2 separate regions of the Mus musculus genome follow, and region 1 is linked to region 2. The links are chromatin loops, found by intact Hi-C in ENCODE. Cell type or tissue: heart. All regions are shown on one strand. Links, peaks and the distances in the headings refer to the core of each region. The heading gives the core; the rest is flanking DNA.

Region 1 (8,371 bases), core at 154-8,153, 180 kb before region 2:
CACAGGTTGGGTGTGCCTAGGGCGGAGCCTCTGTGGGAGCAGGTGGTTCCCGATTCTTCCCAGAGCCTGTGGGGTGGGACAGGGGGGCCTGGCTGGTGGTCAGGGCGCTTTGCCTGGCCAGCAGCACTAGTCACACCCATTACTTCATGCCCTGCCCTCAACGCTTGCCCATCCCACCCATTCCAGCAGGCAGCACCCCAACAACCAGCCACCATGTTTCCTACCCAGAGTCGCCGATTGCCTCTGGGGGCCCAGCCAGACACAGGAACCCCAGGCAGGGTTGAAGAGAGCCCTAGCTTTGTGCTGTGCAGTTAGAAACAGAACACTCAGTTGGTTCCTGGTGTTTAATGGAGACAGGCTGGGTAAGTTGACGACGGTTCAGGTGGCTTTGAGGGGCAATCAAGGCCATCTCTCCAGAGGCATCGTGGGGATGCCAGATTGGGGAATCCTCCATGACCTGGCAGACAGGCACCAGGAAGCTTTAAGCCCAGCAACTGGAGCACTGCTGACCCCTGGTGGCCACTTCAGCCCACTGGGAACTTCTCATCGGCCTGGACCTGGCTCAGTTTCCCCGTGGGTGTCAGACAGTAGGTACCACCTACTCCAGGGCCTTCACTAGGGCTTCATTGGCCTCAATACGGATCTGGATCTCAGCCCGTGCTGCCTCGTCCGCCGCACCTGACAGTTCTGACTGCGCCTTCTCCAGGTTGGCCCGGGCTGCCTGCAGAGGAGTGGGCCAGTGTGAGGGACAGGCAGGGCCGGAAGCAGGAAAGCACACTCCTGTGAGCAGCACTTGCCCTGCCCTGCCCTGCCTTAGTTTCCCATCCACTGCTCACCCCCAGGTCCAGCATGTCCAGTGTCACAGCTTCTTCAGCTAGTAACTGCACAGAGGAGTCGGCATTCACAGTGACGGAGCCGCTGCTCACTGTGGAGGAGAGGGTCTGAGCAGCCTCCTTGGGCAGCCTCACCGCCCATGTGTGCTCAGGGCCACCAGCCCTCTGCCTCCCCAGGCCAATGCCCACTCTAGGCCACTTGCAGAGTGACCCTGCAAGACTGGGGCACAGGCCAAGCATGTGGATGGTGGCAAAGGATGGCCAGGCCCGGTGCACACCTGTCGCCTAGCCCCCTGGGGAGGCTGAGGTAGGGGACTGCCAGTTCAAAGCCACTCAAGACAACACAGAGAGGTCTTCCCTCAAACTAAGTGTAAAAGAGGAGCCAGGACTGAGGCTCGGTGGGTACTGTGTTTGCCTGGCATGTGCAAGATCCTGGGTTCAACCCTCAGCAAGGCAGAAACTGGGTATGCCAACATAAACCTGTCACCCCTATCACCCAGGAGGTGGAGGATCAGAAATTCAAAGTCAGCATGGCTAAGGAAACACTGCTTTAAAATCAGAAAGCAAACCGAAAAGGAAACTGAAGGGCCCCAGAGCCAGTGCAGAGAGAGTACCCACTGTGCAGAGAGAAGGAGCAGAGTTTGCGGGAAGCCAATCCTAATGGTGAGGAGTAGGGCAGGAGAGTGTCTGTGGCTCACTGGCCAGCCTGCCTCGCTAAGAATGTGGCAAACTCAGGTTCTGCCCATCTCAAAGGAACAAAGACAGAAAGAGCTTATGAAGGAGGGTGCCACCAATGTCCTTCCGTCACATGTGTGCACACATCCTTCCCACCTTCACCGCCACGCCTGCTCTGGTACTTGCCCAAACATAACCATACAGAACAACAGTGTGTGGGGGCCTGACTCGTGGACGGAGCCCGGAGCCCTCGGCTGGAATCCCCCAGCGATGACCATGGGCTGTATCCCCTGCCTAGAAAGCTCCAGGCCCTGGGTTCCATCGTGGGTATTGTTAAATAATGAGATATGAGAGAAGACAAGACACACCCCTTCATCTGGAGAAGGGGCAAGATGGAAGTCCAACCCGGAAACGTGGGTCCTTCAGACCGGCTCCCTCCTACACCAAGGCTATCTTACCCTAAAGGCTTAGCTCCTCAACCGTCATTTCTCCATGTCTTCCTGCCCAGCTATGGCGAGGTCAGCTGCTGGCTTTACTCTGTGCCCCAGATGACCACATCTTTGTCATGGCAGGCTGGGCAAGCTTCTTCCCTTTGCTTTCTCCCTGCCCTTCTCAAACCTGAACGTCTATGCATCCTGGGCCACACTCACCAAAGTACTTAGTCGTGGTGCCGTCTTCTGTGTGAACCACTACCAGCCCAGGCCGTAGGACCTGTAGTGTGGGGACATGGGATGCCAAGATGCCAAAGGCTCCAGTCAGCGTAGGCACGTCCACTTGCTTGACGTTGGCACTGTCAAAGAACACCTGCAGAGAGTGTACACCATGGGGTAGGCATTATCCCATGCCTGCTGTACAGTGGGCACAGAGAGGATGGAATTCTGATGGGACACAGACACTACCAAGAGCTGACATTAGACTCAGCTTGCTCACCTGTGAAATGTCTATGTCTAAAAGAGTGTCTAGAAGAGGTGACTGAAACAGAGGGCAATGCAGTGTAGTGCAGCGTGCTGATCCAGCCCCTGGTATGGGGTTTCTGAGAAACCCAAAGGCTGTCTCACAACCACTCAGGAAGTTGCTATGAGGTAGTCAAAAGTGTAAAACCAACCCAGGCTTACAAATAGCATGGCTGTAAGTTGGTAAAACCTTGGCTAAGGTCTATCCAATTAAGGATATTAGGTCCAGGGCTGGAGAGATGGCTCAGTGGGTAAGAGCACTTCCGAAGGTCCTGAGTTCAAATCTCAGCAACCACATGGTGGCTCACAACCACCCATAATGAGAACTGATGCCCTCTTCTGGTTTGTCTGAAAACAAACAGTTTACTTACATACAATAAATAAGTAAATCTTTAAAGAAAAAAAAAAAAAAGGATATTTGGTCCAGGCAAACCCAACAGGATGAGGAGCTTCGGTCAATCCCAGGTGACCCCAACAGTGGCCAGGCTTCTGTTCTGAGTCCAAATCTCCTTCAGGATCTGGGTCCAGGCAATTTCCAAGAGCTCCAGGTCTGGGTACTGGTGACCCCTATCTGGGCAACAGCTTGGGGACTTGGGGAATCCCCCACGGGTAGAAACTGTGAGCCATGTAAAACCCAAAGGCATTGCTCTGTGCTCCATTGTTCATCCTAGCTCCAAGTGACACCACCTAAGCCTTGAGTAGAGCCTGGGGTTCATATCAATCTCGGGTACAACACCCAAGGACAGGGCCTGAGTGACCACCACCAAGGTGTAGAGCCTAGAACACCCCAAAACAGAAGGGTTTGTGAAGGCAAAATCTGGGTTCCAGATATAGGTGATCCACCTCCCAGAGGGTGGAGTCTTATGTCCAGGTGACGCCCTTAGGGGTGGAGCATGAAGTTTCAGTGAACACTGAGGTCGAGCCCTGGGTCCAGGTGACCCCATCCAGGGGTGAGGTCTGGGGTGGGGGGAGGTTCACAGGGCCCCATGGGGATGAAACAAATGACCTAATACAAGAGAACCTCTTCCACGGGTCAGATCAGGGGCTTGACGAGTCTGGGGGATGTGAGTTCGTACCTGCGTCGGGGAGGCAAAGGTGAAGGACATCTGTCCGGGCCCGGCGGCGGGGGCAGGTGCAGCGGCGGCCTCGGCGTATGTACGCGCCTGAAGCATCAGGCGGCGCAGGCCCGGGTGACGAAGCAGTGAGGCGGGCAACATGGTGGCGGAAAAGTCAGTGGACTCTAGCTTCGCGGGCGGCCGACACACTGGGCAAGCGAGGCGGCCTTCAGGGAGGGAGAAGGACGACGCGCGGTGCCTTCTGGGAGGCGCAGTTCCCACAAGAACGCACGCGCACAGGATTCTCCGAAGGCTGCGCGATGCAGTACGCGCTGAGCATTCTGGGAGGTATACTTTCCCTTGGCCCCACCCCTTGCAGTGATGCCTAGAAGTGGGATCCTCCTATGCCGGGTGGGTCATTCTGGGAATTGTAGTTTTCTTCGCCTTCTAACAGCAAACGACTCTGGGTTCTTGGGATGCGGTTCTTTCTGCAAACGAACATATTCCCTCAGGAGGGGAATGTTTGCGCGGAAATGATATGGGCTTGATATCAGGTGCCAAGCATTCGAGGCCCAGAAGAAGCAAACCTGTAACGTGTTGGAACAGAAGAATTAAAATGTAGAGTGCGGTGACACACTCTTGCAATCCCCGCACTCGGAACAACCTATTTCCAAAAGTGCATCAAATATAGATGGGCAGTGGTGGCGCGTGCCTTTATTCCCAGCACTTGGGAGGCAGAGGCAGGCGGCTTTCTGAGTTTGAGACCAGCCTGGTCTACAGAGTGAGTTCCAGGACAGCCAACAGCCAGGATTATACAGAAAAATCCTATCTCGAAACACACACACACACACACACACACACACACACACACACACATATATATATATGCATATGCCAGGCGCAGTTAATCCCAACTCCCCGGAGGAAGACTCAAGCGGGGCTCCATGAGTTTGAGACCAACCAGGACTACATCATGAGAAGCTGCTAAATAAATAATTAAATTTCATGATGCCCGCTGCGGTGCGTGCTGGGGAGAGGTCGTGCCAGGAAAGAAGTGCACCGGATGGCGGCAGAGGGCGCGCGAAACCTGGAGATGTACTCGCTCTTCTCCGCAGTCCCCTCCCTGCGGGCCTCCGCCCCTGCGTGCCACTGACGCAGGAGCCCGTGCGCAGGCGGCCAAGGGGCCCCACTGACGCCAGTCTTGTCCGCGCAGCCTCGCTCTCGGTCATGACGTCATCACCCTGCCCCCGCACTCACGCAGGTTCCGGCCTCCGCTCAGCTCTTGGTCCCCATGCCCCACCACGTAGGTTCACAGAAAATGCAGGCATAGGCTTGATGGGGCAAACAGAAGGAAAGCCATTAGCTTTGTTGGATCTTAGAGGAGCAGCTGGCAGCTAGAGGGTCGTGGTCACCCTTGAACCAGAGCCTGGCAGATGCAAGACTACAAGCTAGACTACAAACTTATTCTACTAACTAGAGACTCTGGCACGCAGACCTGCTCAAAAGCCAGCAGTCCTGGCCTTAATCAATCTCTATGAGAGACACCTAGTTCCCAGTCTCTATAATCTGGACAGTTTCCCTGGGCAGTGGGCAGCTAGAAACCCCATTCCCTTCCCTACTCCAGCTCTTAAACAGATACACACGCGCGCGCGCACACACACACACACACACACACACACACACACACACACACACACACCCATACCCGTCCCAGGATCCCATATCTACTCAAATGCTCCATGAAGTAAGAACTCAACGCTAGAAAGATCATGCTTGTCCGGTGGTGAGTGTCCTCTTCCTACCCCCATGGCCACTGTGCCTTACCAGACAAGTCTTCTAAAAACTAAACCTAGGGTGCTGGAGAGATAGTTCAGAGATCAGCAACGAGCACTGTTCTTCCAAGAGACGTGTGCTTCATTCTCAGTGCCCATGGGGGACAGCTAACAGTTGCCTGTAGCTTCAGAAGATCTGACATCCTCCTCTGACCTTCAAAGGCATGTAAATTCACGACCCCCCCCCCCAGAATATTTAGTATTTGGAAAATCCATGTGTTCTGACACACTCATGAGCTTGAGACCAACCTGGTTGGGTTCGGAAGTCTATCCTGGTAGTGCAGGCCAGCCTCGGGTCTGTGGATTAATCCCCTTCACTGAAATGAAAAGGAGGATGGTGTCCTGGAAGTCAGTGTAAGCGACCCACCTTCATGATGACACTTATTTGACTGTGTGGCCAAGCAGGGAATAAGCAGGTATGGTCTGGGAGCATAGGCTCTTTTTTTTTTTTTTTGGTTTTTCGAGACAGGGTTTCTCTGTGTAGCCCTGGCTGTCCTGGAACTCACTCTGTAGACCAGGCTGGCCTCGAACTCAGAGATCCACCTGCATCTGCTTCCGCAGTGCTAGGATTAAAGGCGTGCCCCACCACGCCTGGTGCATAGGCTCTTATAATGAGACTGACCCTGGGTTCGAACCCAGGCACCACCGGGAAGAGAACTGTCTGCAAGTGGAAGGAGTTATAAGGTATGGATCATTCCATAACAGACCTCTATGGATGCAAGTTTAAATGTTATTACATTCATTTAGTTAGTGGGCAAGGGGATAGCAAATCTTTGGGTGTCAAAGGACAACTTGTGAGGGGAGGCACTCTTCCTTTCCTATTCGGGACTGAGGGATGAAACATGGCTGCTTGGGCTCGGCCGCAGGTACCTTAGTTTGCTCAGCTCTTTCACTACAGTTCTCTTGTTTGAGAAGGGGTCTTGTGCTGCTCAGGCTGGCCTAGAATTCTGTGTAGCTGAGGTTGACCTTGCGCTCCTGATCCACTTGATTTCACCTTACAAATGCAGGTGTGCGGGACCATCACAGTTCTGAGGGCAAGTTCCCAGTAGGTGTTTTACAGCACTGGCTATCTGCTGGACCCATAAAGGAACCTGCCAAAGAGCAGCATAAAAGAAAAACATGCAAGTGGGGATGGGGATGTACCTATATCTCATGGCTTGTAAACCAAGGGGATATGCAAACTGGAATTGCACATCTGGAGTGGCAGGTGACAAACTAGATAGTTGAGGGTCCCAGAGACCTGAGATACCCGCGTTAGCTTAGGGGCGTAATGCGCCCCGCCCGCACCGGGTTCTGGGACATTGCAGCACCAGGTAGGCTGAGTCGTGCAGGGGTGAGGGGGGCGGGACTGCGCTACAGCGGGAGGGGGCGCGGGAGCTCAGGCTCCGCCCCACGCCCCCGCCGGAAGGGAAGGGGAGGCGGTGGCCATCGCAGTGCGAGCCAGACGCGGCGGCGAGAGCGGCGGGGGCGGTCAGGCTGCGGGACCGGGCGGTTACCGGGTGCACAGAGCCAGGGGCCGGAGCGGGAGCACCGCCAACGCGGTCACGTGCGCGGCCCCACCTCTCCTGCGCGCCTCCCCCGTGCGCTGCTCTCCCCATTCATAAATTCTCCGTCGGCTCCGCGGCCACCGAGCTCCAGAGCCAACCGGGAGAGCCGTGTATCTGCCGCCCGCCCTCCCGCCGCCCATGGGCCGCACGCCCCGGCGCTGAGGTAGGCGCGGCGGGCCCTGGCGCACGGGGCCGGGCGGGGACGGGCGGGCGAATGCGCGCGGCCAGGGGATGGCGACCAGTTCCAGGGTCCGCCCTGGCCCACTGGTCCTGTCGCGCGCGGCTCCGGGAAGGGAGCGGAGCGTGGGAACGGCCTGAGCGGCCCTGCACCCCGCCCACCGCCCGCAGCCCCGAGAGGGAGCCAGCCCATGCCTGCCCTTGGCCTCAGTTTACCCTAGTGACAGGGCGAGAGCGTTGTCGCCTTGGCCTCCTGGATCCTCACGAGCCTGGCGTCGCGTTCTCTGCGCTTTTCCGCACCGTATCCTACTTGGGGGGCCTGGTGGACGTTCTGTGGGGACTCCATGTCTAGGCTTGCGTTCTCGCTGGCTCTCATGACCCCGCCTTCCTCGCCTTGGGTCTCCAGCCATCTTCCTCCCCCACCTCTCATTACCATCCTCACCATGCCCCACCCCCTCCAGCCTGAATTCATTTCCCGACCTACGTATGCGCCCCATGCCACCCACCAAAATTGATGCCCGCTGCTCTCTGCCTGGGTGCGCTGAGGAAACGTAGCCTTCTGGGGGGGGGTACATCGTTTATTCAGGTTTCGCCCCACAACTCCTCCACCATCCAGTCTGAAAAACACTGGTGACGGTGGAGCCTGCGGGCTCTTCTTCCATGGGAAAGGGGTTTGCATGCTCACGCTGGTGTGGGAAGTAGGGATGGATGGCCAAAATGGCCTTTATTACTCCAGAATCATCTTCATTCCCGGACTGAGTCAGGTGCAGTTTTAACAAGCCCCTTCTGAATCCACCCCACCCCATGATGTGCCCTAGCCTCAGTTTCTCCACGCTTCTGGCAGAGGCCTGGTGAGCAGCCATCTTGGCCAAGCCTTGGGGCGCCCCTGTGGGCGGCCTCCCCCGCGCCCCCGCCCGCCTCCCTCTGCTTGGCAACAGCCCCCCCCCCCCCCCCCGCCACTGCGCGGCCCTGCGCACCGTCGCCATGGGAACCAAAATTTTCAGGCCAGGAACAGATGAGCGTCTTTTGTCCTTTGCACTCCCACCAGTGTGGGGAACAAGGACCTTTCCCTATCGAGTCGTGACTGGGGGTGGGGGAATCATTAGTACAGCCCCGCCCACACCTTAGGTGCACTACCTTCAATTCCTTTTCTGCACCATGAGACCCTGAGACAAGAAGGACACCTGGGATGTTGCCTGAGTATGCTGTGGAGGCGTCATGTGTTTGTTCCTCCAAGGGTGCTTTCCCTTTCCTGGGCATGGCTGCGCTACCTTGCCGGTCTGGCCACCCCAGCCAGCC
Region 2 (8,323 bases), core at 1-8,000:
ACACGCTCACATCTCCAAGAGAGTGTGGGCCACAATTGTCAGCAGAACCTTAGGCCCCAGAGGCCCCTGGGTGTCACAAAGATGCTGAGACTTACAGGTCCTCACCCCAGAGAAAGGGACAATTCCCATATCAGCTTTAGCCCAAGAACCTATGAGCTGGGCAGTACCCCTGGGGGCCATCAGAAATCTTTAAAGACACCATGGTGGGGCAAAAGCCAGCCAGCCCTTCATCAAGAGGAGGCACCAAGCTAGGCTTGGAGAGGCAAACAAGAGTCACCTGGGAAGAAGGAACCTCAACTGAGAAACTGCTTCCACCAGGCTGCCCTGTGGGCCAGTATCTTAATTAAATGTTTGACCTGGGCCCTCCACCTATGGATGGTACCAGCCTGGGAAGGTTGTCCTGGGTCGCATAAGAAAGTAAGCTGGGAGCCAGGCGGTGGTGGCGCACGCCTTTAATCCTAGCACTTGTGAGGCAGAGGCAGGCGAATTTCTGAGTTCGAGGCCAGCCTGGTCTACAGAGTGAGTTCCAGTCTCAAAACAACAACAACAAAAAAAAGTAAGCTGGGGCTGGAGAGATAGTTCAGTGGTTAGAGCACTGGCTGTGCTTCCAGAGAACCTGGGTTTGATTCCCAGCACCCACAAGGAGGGTCACATCCACCAGAGAAGCCTACACCTCTGGCTTCCAAAGGGCACCAGACACACACGCAAGCAAATACTCATATACAAAAAAAAAAAAAAAAGTCTGCTTTAAAAGGCTGAGAGAGGCGGGGCAGCAGTAGCACACATCTTTAGCCGCAGACTCCGGAGGTGGAGGCAGAGGCAGAGGTGGAGGCAGAGGCAGAAGCAGAGGTGGAGGCAGAGGTGGAGGCAGAGGCAGAGGCAGAGGCAGAGGCAGAGGCAGAGGCAGAAGCAGAGGTGGAGGCAGAGGCAGGTGGATCCCTTAGTTCAAGGCCAGCCTGGTCTACTGATCAAGTTCCGGGACAGCCAGGGTTAAACAGAGAAACCCTGTCTCAAAAAGACCAAAAACCAAAGGGTTTAAAGAGTGCTTTAAAAGGTTGAGACGGCAAGTGTTGAGTCCCTGCCCAACAGGCTCGGTGCTGGGCTCCACCCCAGCACTGGGGAGGTGGTACCAGGTGGGTCTGGAAGTCAAGGGTTACATAATGAGGTCAACACCAGCCTGGCCACATAAGACTGACAACGAAAATCAAAGGACATGTAGTTGCCACTTAAATGTGAAGATCCACCTTCCGATCTCCAGTCTACAGTGATTGTCTACGGCATTCTGAGAATTCTTGGAAACTTGAAACAGTGGGATCCTGTCCCATACAAGATGGAGGGCAAGGACCAACCACTGAAGGTGTTTCCTGTTGCCTACATGCAAACACTCCCGTACAAAGCATGTACATATGCACAGAATAAAGGGGATGTCTCAGACACGGGGCCCTCAGTACACAGCAGCACAAGCCACGCTGTGGGGCTGTAAGACCTTGGCTTTGGTTTTCCTCTCTGCCCAAGCCAGCTTCAGCATCATGGGCTGAGAATGCCATGGAGGTCCTGGCATGGTTTGGAGGAAGATGAAGCCAGGAGGAGCAGAAACATGGCTGAGCTCAGCTCTGTGCTGCCGGCACCTTCCCTCCACATAAGGCCAGGTCAGGACAGCCTGGACCCTTCAGTTCTCCAGGGTTATTAACTAGTCCTGACCCAGAGGCAGGCAGCTGGGGCCAGCAGAAGGACCTCTGGCTCTGTGGGAAGCAGGGTGCTGGTACCTTTGTGCCTGACTGTGAGACAAGGGGGGCTGGCTATCACTGGGCTTATGGTAAGTTTTACTTTATTTTTTTTCTTAAGTTTACTTACTCATTTTATATATTTGAGTACACTGTGGCTGTCTCCAGATACTAGAAGACAGCATTGGATTACAGATGGTTGTGAGCCACCATGTGGTTGCTGGGAATTGAACTTGGGACCTCTTGAAGAGCAGTCGGTGCTCTTAACTGCTGAATCATTTCTCAGGACCCCGGATAGTTTTATTTTAAATTTCTTTTTTTTCTTTTCTTTTCTTTTTTCTTTTTTTGGTTTTTTCAAGACAGGGTTTCTCTGTATAGCTTGGAACTCACTTTGCAGACCAGGCACGCCCGGCAAAAAAAATTTTTTTTTTTTGGTTTTAGAGACAGGGTTTCTTTGTGTAGACCCGGCTGTCCTGGAACTCCCTTTGTAGACCAGGCTGGCCTTGAACTAAGAAATTCACCTGCCTCTGCCTCTCAAGGACTGGGATTAAAGGCGTGTGCCACCACTGCCAGGCTTTAAATTTCTTTGTAGGTCTAGGGGTACTCTCAGAGGCCAGATTTGAAGGTGCTTAGTTCCCTGGAGCTACAGACAGTTGTGAGCTGCCATGTGAGTGCTGTGAACTAAACCTGGATCCCCTGAAAGAGCAGCCAATGTTCTTAACTGCTGAGCCAGCTCTCTCATTCAGTAGACAGTTTTTCTTTCTTTTTTCAGGTTTATTTCCTTTATGAGTATTTTGCCTGCGTGCCTGTATGTGCATGCAGTGGGCAGTCTGGTGCCTACTGAGATCAAAAGAGGTGTCAAGTTCTCTAGAACTGAAGTTATGGATGGCTGTGAGCCATTCTGTGGGTGCTGGGAATTGAACCCAGGTCCTCTGCAAGAGCAACAAGTGTAGTCAATCACGGGAGCATTTCTCTTTGCTGCTGACTATGGATGTTAACTGACTTTCTGCTTCCTGCGCTGACTTCCCTCATATAAACCACAAGTGTAAATAAATGCTTTCCTCCTCCTCTGCACTGCTTCTGGTTCCTGCCTCCTCCTCCTCTGTACTAATTCTGGTCACTGCCCTTTTCTAAGTTTCTTTCCTGGTTGCTCACGACAGCACTAGAGCCACCAGCAGGTTGAACACTGTCCTGTATCTCAGTCACAAATGAGGACCCTATAGACATGGCCACATTTTTGTTTTCAGAAGTCATGGGTAAGATCTCCAAGACCACCTGCCTACCTCAGGTAAAACTGGACACCAACCAGTTTTACTCTCTAGCATTCCCAAGTGACACATACGTGTGACAAGCTGTTCTCACCTCCCACAGGTAGATGCTCTCTGCAATTCCTGCCAGGACATACAAGCCATTAGGTGCTGTGGTCAGACAGGTGACAGGCCCAGGACACATGATTTTCTGTTGGAGCTGATCCTAGGGACACAGGATACAAGACAAACTATGTGAGTATCAGAACGGAGGCAATGGAAGGTTAAAGTTTTTAGTACAGAGAGCAAGAGTAAGGGGGTTGGGGAGACAGACTGCTCAAGTGAGGGGTTGTCGGTGCGGCTCAGGGTTAGAACCACTGCCTAGAACCTCCCAGTGAAGGGCAGGGTCAGGGCTCAGCAGTAGGGATCCCAGCGGACAAGAAGGAAGCTCTGTGTTCCAGAAACATCAGAACCAGTAACCCCAGGCCTCAGTCAGTCCTGACTATGAAGATCTGCGACTCTTTACGAGGGTAACAAAAGGACGGGCCGTCGGTCTCTGTCTTCCTGCGGCTCCTCAAGATCTCTGATCTGCCATGCTGTCCAAAAGCATGACCTCTAACGGACCCCATTTTCCCTTCTGCATCAAAATTGGCGTCCCTAACACTACAAGCGTGCAAAAGCGGATTCGCCATCGATCTTCATCTGAGCACGCGTGCGTTGGCGCCATCTCCCTAGGAGAAAACCCCTCGGCCTCCGAGTACGCCCTGTCACGCAGCCACCCCAGGGTCGCCGGGACCCCAACCCTGGCGGCGCCCCAGGACTCTCGGCTGCCCCGCGGACGCTGAGGCCCCACACCTTACGCTGCAGCTCCCAGGCGCAGATGTAGTTCTTGCCCTGCTGCGCCGCCAGCAGGTACTCGCCATTGAGTAGCGCCAGGCCTCGCGGCCCCGCTTGGCCGCCTCGGTAGGTGAGCAGGTTGGCGCCCGAATGAAGCTCCCACACCACGCAGCTCCAGAGCTGTGCCGCGGCGTCAGTACACACCACCACTTCCATGGGCGCCGCCATCTTGCTCTGCCAGTCCCGCCCCTGAATCCCATCATCCTTAGAGAGACTGTTAAGATGGCTCCTGGCCGACTAGAACGGCCATAGCGCCTCCTAGAGGCCAAACTGGAAAGTCTACGCATGCGCGGTAGCTTCACCAAGCCGAGGAGGCTGTTGATTGCCTGGTGCTTTACGGGTTCCAGGAGCCCTAACGTGCGCATGCGTAAAAAGTTCGCGGCTCTGGGGCGGAGCTAGCAGCAGGTGAGAGGGCGTAGCCAGACGACCTGCACATGCGTACAAGCCAGTGCGCGAAAGGCGTAATGCTAGACCCAGCCAAGCAGGTTAAAGAACACCAGGAGCTTCTTCGGGGGCGGGGCGGGGCGGGGCGGGGCGGGGCGGGGCAAAACAAAACAAAACAAAACAAAACAAAACAAAACAAAACAAAACAAAACAAAACAAAACAAAACAAAACAAAACAAAACAAAACAAAACAAAACAAAACAAAACAAAACAAAACAAAACAAAACTGGATTCCTGCACATGCGTAGAAGACTGGGGAGTCCCTGGCCGGTCAGCACTGTATTACCTCTGTGTAGTGGAAGGTATTTTTGCTACCTGTTTGCTGGGTTTGTCTTTTTTTTTTCTTTCTTTTGTTTTCTTTTTCTTTCTTTCCTTCTTTTTTTCTTTCTTTCCTTCTTTCTTTTCGAGACAGTGTCTCTTTATGTGCTGGGTGGCCTTGAGCCTCCACCACCGGTGACCGGTTTATTTACTTTCTTTTCTTCTTCTTCTTTTCTTCTTCTTCTTCTTCTTCTTTTCTTCTTCTTTCTTCTTCTTCTTCTTCTTCTTCTTCTTCTTCTTCTTCTTCTTCTTCTTCTTCTTTTCTTCTTCTTCTTCTTCTCCTCCTCCTCCTCCTCCTCCTCCTCCTCCTCCTCCTCCTCCTCCTCCTTCTTCTTCTTCTTCTTCTTCAGATATTTACTTTATTTACATTTCAAATATTGTCCCCTTTCCTGGCTTTCCCTCTGAAACCGGTTTACTTTTTTTTTTTTAAAGATTTATTTATTTATTATATGTAAGTACACTGTAGCTGTTTTCAGACACTCCAGAAGAGGGAGTCAGATTTTGTTACAGATGGTTGTGAGCCACTATATGGTTGCTGGGATTTGAACTCCAGACCTTTGGAAGAGCCGTCGGGTGCTCTTACCCACTGAGCCATCTCACCAGCCCCCGGTTTACTTTTTAAACCTTGTTTTATAGCAAAAATATAAACCACTGATCTTTATACTTTATTTAGACCAAATGAAGTTAGTGACTTACTGCATGTAAAATCAGGCTACATACTCATCAAGGATAATATGTCTGGCTGAGGTGAATTGGTGATTAAACTCTTACCAATCGACCCACGCCCTTTATGGATTTGCCGCTTCTTTGCCCTTTCCTCTTTTGAGCCATAAATTTCAAATTTGTATTCGGTTCACTCCGTGTAGACCCAAAAGGTCAATCTCTAGCCAAGCAACCTTTAGCCTCGGGTCACAGCTGCTGGTCATAGGCCAGGTCTAAAACCAAGTGTCCCCTCCCTCCCTCCCTCCCTCCCTCCCTCCCTCCCTCCCTCCATGTGCTGTTAGTAAAGGAGATTGCAAGCAATTGTGGAATCGCAGCTGGGAATGTGGCTGCCAGAGCGCTGCGCCTGCCGTGGCAGCAGAGCTGGACGCACGGTGGGATGGTGAGCTGGGTCTAAGAGCAGCTATTGGGCCTGTGAAGGGAGCAAGGTTGCATGCTGGGTGCAAGCATTGGACTCAGCGACCCTGCGACCTCAGGCCAGAAAGAGAGGAAACGAGTCCGAGTGAGGCGTGTCACCCAATGTGGCCCCAAGATGGCAGGCTCGAGCTGCGGGGGAACAGGGAGGACACGGTAGGTGGTTCTCAAGAGAAGGCACCACTTTGAGCAAGAAACTCAGGAACAAGGTGCTGTCCAGTGGCACAGACACAGGTCTGGCAGAGGATGGAGCATGTAGAGCTGCATTTGAGAACGTTAGAGGGGACAGTCATGTGCTACTTCATTATGGGAGAGAGGAAATTTATTCCCCAAGGTTTAAGCTCAGGTTGTTCTTAAACACCAGACACTCCTACCTCAGCTGCCTATGAGCTAGGATGAAGCTACTTTTAATGCTAAAGTGTGACTAAGAAGAGAAATGAGAGGTTATCTCAAGCTGCCTCAGTGGGTAAGAGCACTTGCTATTCTTGCAGGATACCTGGGTTCAGTTCCCAGCACCTTCTCCAGGGTGGTTCACAGTCACCTGTAACTCCAGCTCCAGGGATCCAACACCTTTGGCACTCAGAGGGACCTGCATGCCAGTGAATGTACCCCCCCCCCACAGATACATACATATTTAATTTAAAAAACAATGAAACAAGAAACAGATGGCTCAGCCAGGCAGCAGTGGTAGCGCACGCCTTTAATCCCAGCACTTGGGAGGCAGAGGCAGGCGGATTTCTGAGTTCGAGGCCAGCTTGGTCTACAGAGTAAGTTCCAGGACAGCCAGGGCTACACAGAGAAACCCTGTCTTGAAAAAAACAAAAAGAAAGAGAAGGAGAGGAAGGAAGGAAGGAAAGAAGGAAGGAAGGAAGGAAAAGAAAAGAAAAGAAAGAAAGAAAGAAAGAAAGGGCTCAGTAGTGGGGGTAGAAGGAGAAGGAAGGAAGGAAGGAAGGAAGGAAAGAAAGAAAGAAAGAAAGAAAGAAAGAAAGAAAGAAAGGGCTCAGTAGTGGGGGTAGAAGAGTTGGTAGAGGGGGTTGGATTAGCAGCATGAAGCCCTGGATGGGTTTCATCCCCAGTGTCACAGAAAACAAGCATGGGTGCACAGGTGTCATTGCAAACACTTGGGACCAGGAATCTGAGGTCATTTTGGGCTACTTGGTGCCTTTGAAGCTAGTCTGGGTACATGAGACCCCATGTCAGAATTTAAATAGATAATAAGAAATAAAAGAAAGATAGAAGACAATCTATCTTCTTTGGGTCCTCAGCACGGGGGTCAGGTATGTGTGTCAAAGGCCAACTTGGGAGCTTGAACTTGGGTGCAAAGTTCCACTTGTCAGGTCTGAATGGTGGGTGAGCTCCTTGTAGGAATCTAGTCCACTGGTTCCTTGCCTCCCCCCACGCCCCAACAACCTGTGGCTGATGGGTTCATGTGCTTCAGGCCCCAGGTACATCCCTATCTGACCTGAAGCTTTCTCAGCCTCCATTCTAGGGTGCTGGGCAGGGACAGCAGCTGGGGCAGGCTCTCCTGCAGCAGGCCAGCCCTTGAGGCTTGGTCACGTTCCTTCCCTGGGGGTGGGTGGCCAGGCAGACTCTGAGGTTAGAGGTCAGCCCGCCTCCAGCCCAGCCCCTGGAATGAGGATAGTCCAGTTGTGTAGGCTTTAAGAACAAAAGCCACACTTGGGCGTTTGAGACCACCCAGTTGCCAGACCTCTGAAAAAATGGAAGGAACCACCAATGATTGAGGGAGCTGCATCAGGGGAAACTGAGGCACAAACATAATTCCCCATACAGTAGCCCCAATGTTTCCATTCTGTCACTGCCTAACCATCCCCCCATGGATGGCCCATCATCTGGGGACTCCTCGGGGAGAAAGGATGATAGTGGATCCCCCCTCAGGAGGAGGGAGGGAAAGGATGATACTGGAACCTCCCCCCCACCCCCAGGAGGAGGGAGGTCCAATTGACCTCCCTGGAATTTTGTTCTGCCGGTCTGAGTAGTTTCGGATCCCTGGGTGGGATGTGCTACAGGGCTCTGAGGCATCTCAGAGCTGTGCAGCCTCAGGGCCACTCAAGTTCCCTTTCTGATGCTCTTTGGCCAAGGAGAGAAAACAGCAGGACCAACTAAGCCAATTTTCCTGAAAGACTTTAAAAATAAATAAACAAATACAAAAACAGCTGGCCCTTATCCTTCACCCCCAAGTTGGGTGTCAGGGGCAGGTGGATGACATCCTTCCTCAGGAACAGGGTATAAAATGCTGGTTTGAGGGGCTAGTAGGAGCCAGCCAGCAGCTGTTTTCCTCAATTCTGTCAGCAACCTGAGGATGGACTAGCCTGGGCCAGCCTCAGTCAGAGCAGGCAGGATGAGCATCGGGTGGGCCAGGTCTGGGCCTGTCCACTAGGCCGCATCTGCCTTGAGTCATGCAGTCTCCCAAGTCCCCTGTGTAAGGTCACTGCCCGTCAAGGTGTGCCCAGGGACCCTCTCCCTGGTGCCCACTGAGGCACATCACAGCTGGAAGTGGCCAAGCCAGGTGTGGCAGCACACACCTTTGATTCTAGTTCT

What was found. Hi-C counts contacts between places; a loop is a spot of excess contacts. Peaks named below come from ENCODE experiments on the same cell type or tissue, not always from the same donor. Only the 100,000 strongest peaks of a DNase experiment are listed, where the experiment ranks them.
Region 1: a loop joins it to region 2, with 4 times the contacts of the local background. A loop is called at or near these places in 6 of 42 quality-filtered maps.

Annotation. Positions count from the first base shown.
Region 1 is chr10:80,137,773-80,146,143 of GRCm38, reverse strand. Atp5d (ATP synthase, H+ transporting, mitochondrial F1 complex, delta subunit) reads right to left here and starts at 3,829. Exons shown (of 4, transcript NM_025313.2): 1 at 3,538-3,829; 2 at 2,159-2,312; 3 at 837-925; 4 at 326-721. The coding sequence starts at 3,678. The coding sequence ends at 599. It also overlaps a transcript of Cbarp not described here and a transcript of Midn not described here. In heart, for the core only: CTCF peaks have their summits at 517 (motif pointing left), 2,804 (motif pointing left) and 4,592; DNase peaks (open chromatin) are centred at 743, 3,833, 4,673, 6,923 and 5 weaker places; H3K4me3 peaks cover 5,989 bases; H3K27ac peaks cover 4,620 bases; H3K27me3 peaks cover 778 bases.
Region 2 is chr10:79,955,876-79,964,198 of GRCm38, reverse strand. Wdr18 (WD repeat domain 18) reads right to left here and starts at 4,047. Exons shown (of 10, transcript NM_175450.4): 1 at 3,827-4,047; 2 at 3,087-3,197. The coding sequence starts at 4,036. In heart, for the core only: CTCF peaks have their summits at 4,124 (motif pointing left), 5,134 (motif pointing right) and 5,887 (motif pointing right); DNase peaks (open chromatin) are centred at 3,118, 4,178, 5,858 and 7,288; H3K4me3 peaks cover 2,354 bases; H3K27ac peaks cover 3,099 bases.